2 separate regions of the Homo sapiens genome follow, and region 2 is linked to region 1. A link is an interaction called in ENCODE POLR2A ChIA-PET data of the cell type or tissue named here. Cell type or tissue: Panc1. All regions are shown on one strand.

Region 1 (2,500 bases):
GGATTTGTTTGGAGCACACCTTCTTGGAAATCAGCAGTGGGAAGGTCAGAATGATGCCGGCCATTCAGAAAACTGTCAGGTGAGATGCAGGCTGTGATTCAGGAGAGATGTTTGTGAGGGGTGCATTTGGGACTGCAGACCCCACAGAGGCAGAGGAGGCAGACTGCTCAGAAGCCCTCTTCACATGAGAGCAGCCACAGCCGGGAAGGCCTCTTGTGTGACTGGCGATAATCATGAGGATGTCTGAGGAGAGCTTTCTTTCATGTGCCATATGTCATCTCATCCTCCCTGTGCCCCTCCCTCTCTCTCACCTCCCACATAGATCTGTAGATCTGACCTTGGAAGTCTCTTGAATTGTCCATCTTGTTCCATGGCCTCAATTCAGTGCCAGCCTTCTGACCAATTTCCTGCTGTCATTATCTCCCAGTCTCACCTACCCTCCATCTTCATAAAGGATGCCCTGGTCCTGAGTCTCAGCCCCTTTAGATGCCAGGCCCTGCAGGGCCATCCCAGAGCCTTTGACGTTGCAGACCTCAGTTGCTTCCACCAGCTGTGTCCCCTGCCCTCAGTCTGGGGGTCCTCCTGTTCCGGCGGAAGCATTCCAGACCTTCCCAGGCCTGCTGACGTCTGCCTGCAGGCACAGCTCTGGGCTTTCCTTTTGAAGCCTGGTCTACCTGCCCTCTGCTCTGTATTTATTGAGTTCCCATGGGGCACCAGGCACTGAGCACAGAACAGAGCCCCTTGCCCTCGTGGAGCTTATATGGTAATGGGAAAGAAAAACACAATATAAATTATTCAGCATGTTATGTAATGAGCGCTCTGGAAAACAGCAAAACAAAAACAGTCTTGCTTGAGTGTCTTTGGGGAGGTAAGAGAGGGTGGCTTGCAGTATGAATGGATCAAGGATTGAAGGAGTGTGAGGGTGAGCCTTGTGGAGGTTGGAAAGAGCCTTCCAGGCAGAAGGGCAGCTGTGCAAAGGCCCTGAGGTGGGAGTGTGCTCAGGGTGTTTGAGAAAAGGCAGCCAGTGAGGTGGCGATGAGTGACGGAGCATGGCCAGTATGTGGGGGTGGAGCGTGGCAGAGGTGGGCCTGGAGGAGGTGTGGGGCAGGGCCTCTCAACTCTGTCTGGTTGGGAGCATTCCTTGAATTCCTAGTCCATCCAGACGGGTCCTTTTGTGTCCATGTTTAGATGTTGTGCCGATGTCATTGCTAGGAGCTTTTGAAACACTTTCACTGTGCTTACCTTGCAGACCATGCACTCAGTGGCCCGGTGCTGGGCCTTCTGGGTTTATGTCAGAAATTTCTTTGACTTTCACTCACAGTGAGATGGGGGAAGATGAGGGTTAGGAGGATCCCTTGGGGTGTGTATGGGCAAGGTGGGAGCAGGGAGCCAGGTCAGGAGGCCACTGTCCCCATCCAGGTGGGAGATGGTGGGGGTCTGGACCTGGCAGGGCTGCAGAAATCTGGGCAGTAGCCAGGTTCTGGGTATGTTTTTTTTTTTTTTTTTTTTTTTTTTTTGAGACAGAATCTTGCACTGTCACCCAGGCTGGAGTGCAGTGGCACGATCTCCGCTTACTGCAAGCTCTGCCTCCCGGGTTCACGCCATTCTCCTGCCTCAGCCTCCCAAGTAGCTGGGACTACAGGCGCCCGCCACCACGCCCGGCTAATTTTTTGTATTTTTAGTAGAGATGAGGTTTCATCATGTTAGCCAGGATGGTCTTGATCTCCTGACCCCGTGATCCGCCCACCTTGGCCTCCCAAAGTGCTGGGATTACAGGTGTGAGCCACCGCACCTGGACGATTCTGGGTATGTTTTAAAGATGACCTGACAGACCTTGCTAGAGGACTGGGCAGAGTGAGAGGGGAGCTGAGGATGACTCTGAGGGCTGGGAGCAGAGCAGCTGGAGGCAGAGCTGCCATCATCTGAGATGAGGGCGGCTGTGGGTGCAGTAGGTTAGTGGAGGGGTTGAGTTCAGGACACATCGAAGTGTCTCCTAGACACGCAAGTGGAGGTGTCAAGAAGGTCTGAGAAGTCTGGAGTTGGGGGGAGAATTCTGGGCTGCAGGCACACTTTGGAAGTTGTCAGGGCATGGACAGTGCTTATAGCCGTCAGCTGTTCGGCCTCACCTGGCGCTCATGGTTTTTTTTTTTTTTTTTTTTGAGATGGAGTCTCACTCTGTTGGCCAGGCTAGAGTGTAGTGGGGTGATCTGGGCTCACTGCAACCTCCGCCTAGCTGGCTTCAAGCTATTCTTCCTCAGCCATCTGAGTAGCTGGGATTACAGGCACATGTCACCATGCCTGGCTAATTTTTGTATTTTTAGTAGAGATGAGGTTTCATCATGTTGGCCAGGTCTTGAACCCCTGACCTCAAGTGATCTGCCCAGCTCGGCCTCCCAAAGTGCTGGGATTACAGGCGTGAGCCACCATGCCTAGCCTCTGGCACTCATGTTTACTTGGTGGTCTTGTAATTTCAGACACACCAGCTGCCCTCCCAAGGCTG
Region 2 (2,500 bases), 120 kb after region 1:
CCCTCCAGACACCAAAATGAACAAGATCCAGCCCCAGCTTCAGGGGTGTCTCCACCTGCTGAAGGTGGTCTCTGCTGAACTTTTCTAGGTTCTGAATCCCACCTCACCCCAACCCTTCTGCATCCTAGCTCATAGGATGTACGAATGACTCCCGTGCCTGGACTAGTGGCTTTACATAGGTAATGGTGGCTCCTCAGAGCACAGAGAGGTGCAGTGGAGTCCCAGAGCCCCTGAGCCGAGAATCAAGCCCAGATCTGCCTGGCTCTGAAGCCTGGGCTGCGCCAAGCCTATCACATATCCCAGCCCTCAACTGTCCAAGAACAAGACCGCACCCAGTTGGGAGGGGTGAGGAAAGGAGGCTCTAGGGAGGCCACAGCACCTGCACTGGGCCTAAGAGGGTGTCCCAGGAGGGATGAGAAGGAGCAGAGCAGCCAAGCCAGGGTGCAGAGGCAGGGAAGAGTGGGGCGAGAGAAGGGTGGAAGGAAGGTTCAGCCCAGTCCGCAGGCCGGAGAGTTTGGATTTTGATCTGATGGTAGTAGGGAGACACAAAAGGTGTTTGCGCAGTGTGAGGTCATCTGTGCTTGGGGAGCCTATGCTGGCTGTGCACTGGGGAGTGGAAGGGAGGCAAGGAGCCCAGTCAAGAGGCCATTAGAAGGTCCAGAGGTGGCTCATAGTTTTGATAGATTTCATCCTGCTCAAGTTTGAGGCAGAGTGAAAGCTATTGGGAGGGAAATACACCAGAGGACACGGAGGGCCCATGAGTGCTGAAGAAGGCTGCAGCTGGGTTGGGCGTCGATGACATAAACCTGAGAGAGAGCAGGAGGATGTGCAGGGCCATGTGAAGTAGGGTCTGCATTTGGGGGCTCTGTACATAGTAGGTACTCAGTAACTGTTCATTGGATGAATGGATGAATAACTCCTTGTCTCTGGGTCAGCTCTGGTCTTACCCTCTCCTGTTTCTCACACCTCTTCTCTTTGCCCACCCTGTCCTGTGGCCCTGGGGAGACCTCAGCTGGCCCAGTAGAGGCAGTGCTGGCCCATGGTTCTGCCGGAGGCGCCTCCATGTTTGCGGGTGCACCGCACGCCTTCTCCCTCTCTGTCCCCCTCCCCCTCCCTGTCCTTATCTTTCCCTTCTGTCTCCATGGCGACTCACCACCTCGGCTTGCCTGCATCCCAGCCTCTGCCAGGGATTCTGAGCCGGGCTCCATCCCTCCCTCCTCGGAGCCCTGCTACCCGCAGCCGTGTCTCCTCCCCCTGGGGTGAGTCCAGCAGCAGCCTCCTCTTTCCTGACTGTCACATTTCTTTTCCAGCTCTGACCGGGAGTCAGCTCCTCGGGGATACCATCCCCCGACCTCACCTTCTACCTACCGCAGCCTGCTAGCCTTTCCGGGAGAAAAGGCATCCTTACCTCTGGTTGAAGGTCTCGGGGCCTCCCCCTCTGCATCCGGACCCTCTCCCCATCCCAGCCTCCCATGCCAAGGCCCGCCTTGTCAGTCACTTCCTTTTGTCATCGGCTTGGCAAACGGGCAAGTCTTCAGTCCTAAGATCGGGAAGGAGAGTGGGGTGGGAAGGGCCCTCCTTGGGCTGGGGGATGGGCCGGGGGTGGGGAGGATGAGGGGTCCCTGGAAATCCAGGGTGAAGATAGAAGTCTGGATTATGTTCTAAATCTTTTTTTTTTTTTTTTTTCTCCAAGGAGAGAAAACAGAGCTTCATGGGAAACAGCGGCAACAGTTGGTAAGTAGCAGGGCCTTCCAGGCTGGGATGGGTGCAGTGAGGCCAGGCAGGTCAGTTGAAATGGCCGGTCCTGGAACACAGAGCCCGGCAGCCCAGCCGGGAGGGCTGTCCGCCTGAGGCTGGATCCGCCAGGCTGTGGAGGGAGGGACAGGAAGAAGCAGGTGGGTGCTGCAGGGAGGCAGATGCCAGCTCAGAGCAGAGAGCGGAAGGAATCTTCTAAGATCCAGAGCCATCTGCCCAACTGCAGCACAGGCTGATGGCTTCTCCTCACTGTCCCTGTAGCATGGGGTTGTGGAGGGTATCATCCCTGGGGGCCTGGCTGAAGTCAGCACCTCATGGAGGGAGCCCCGCTGTAGAACGCCGGGAGAGGCTCTTCCCAAGCATTTGCACCAGGCACTGTGCAGACAGCTGCACACGCCTCCTCTCGGATGGCCACCCCAACGGCCCCATGAGGGGTATTGCTATCCTCTCCATTGGGACAGTTAGGAAATTGAGGCCCAGAGAGGGGAAGGAACTTGCTTGCATTTGCATGGCTGGGATGTGGTGGAGTCCATTCCACTCAGATTTTCTCCCTCTCAGACTCTCTCACCATTGCTCTGCTGCCCCCACTCTGAGGCCCCCAGGTCCTAGGACACATGTCAGTGAGGAACGGGCAGAGCTTGGCCTCTCTGGGAGCAGCTCCGCCTGTCCATGGAGGCACTGATGGAAATTGGGTTGGCACAAAGGGACCTCCACTCCCAAGCCATCAGTCTTCCACCACAACCCT

The links. Peaks named below come from ENCODE experiments on the same cell type or tissue, not always from the same donor. Only the 100,000 strongest peaks of a DNase experiment are listed, where the experiment ranks them.
Region 2: POLR2A ChIA-PET joins it to region 1 with 13 read pairs; 2 of 35 experiments call an interaction of 5 or more read pairs at or near these places.

What each region holds. Positions count from the first base shown.
Region 1 is chr17:19,287,586-19,290,085 of GRCh38, forward strand. All of the region lies in intron 4 of EPN2 (epsin 2), which reads left to right. Among named protein-coding and RNA genes, the nearest start is that of EPN2-AS1, 17 kb to the right of the region's middle. RefSeq lists an enhancer at 2,035-2,500. In Panc1, no CTCF peak of the experiment used is centred here; no DNase peak of the experiment used is centred here.
Region 2 is chr17:19,409,937-19,412,436 of GRCh38, forward strand. RNF112 (ring finger protein 112) reads left to right here and starts at 1,296. Exons shown (of 14, transcript NM_007148.5): 1 at 1,296-1,526; 2 at 1,694-1,734. The coding sequence starts at 1,473. In Panc1, no CTCF peak of the experiment used is centred here; no DNase peak of the experiment used is centred here.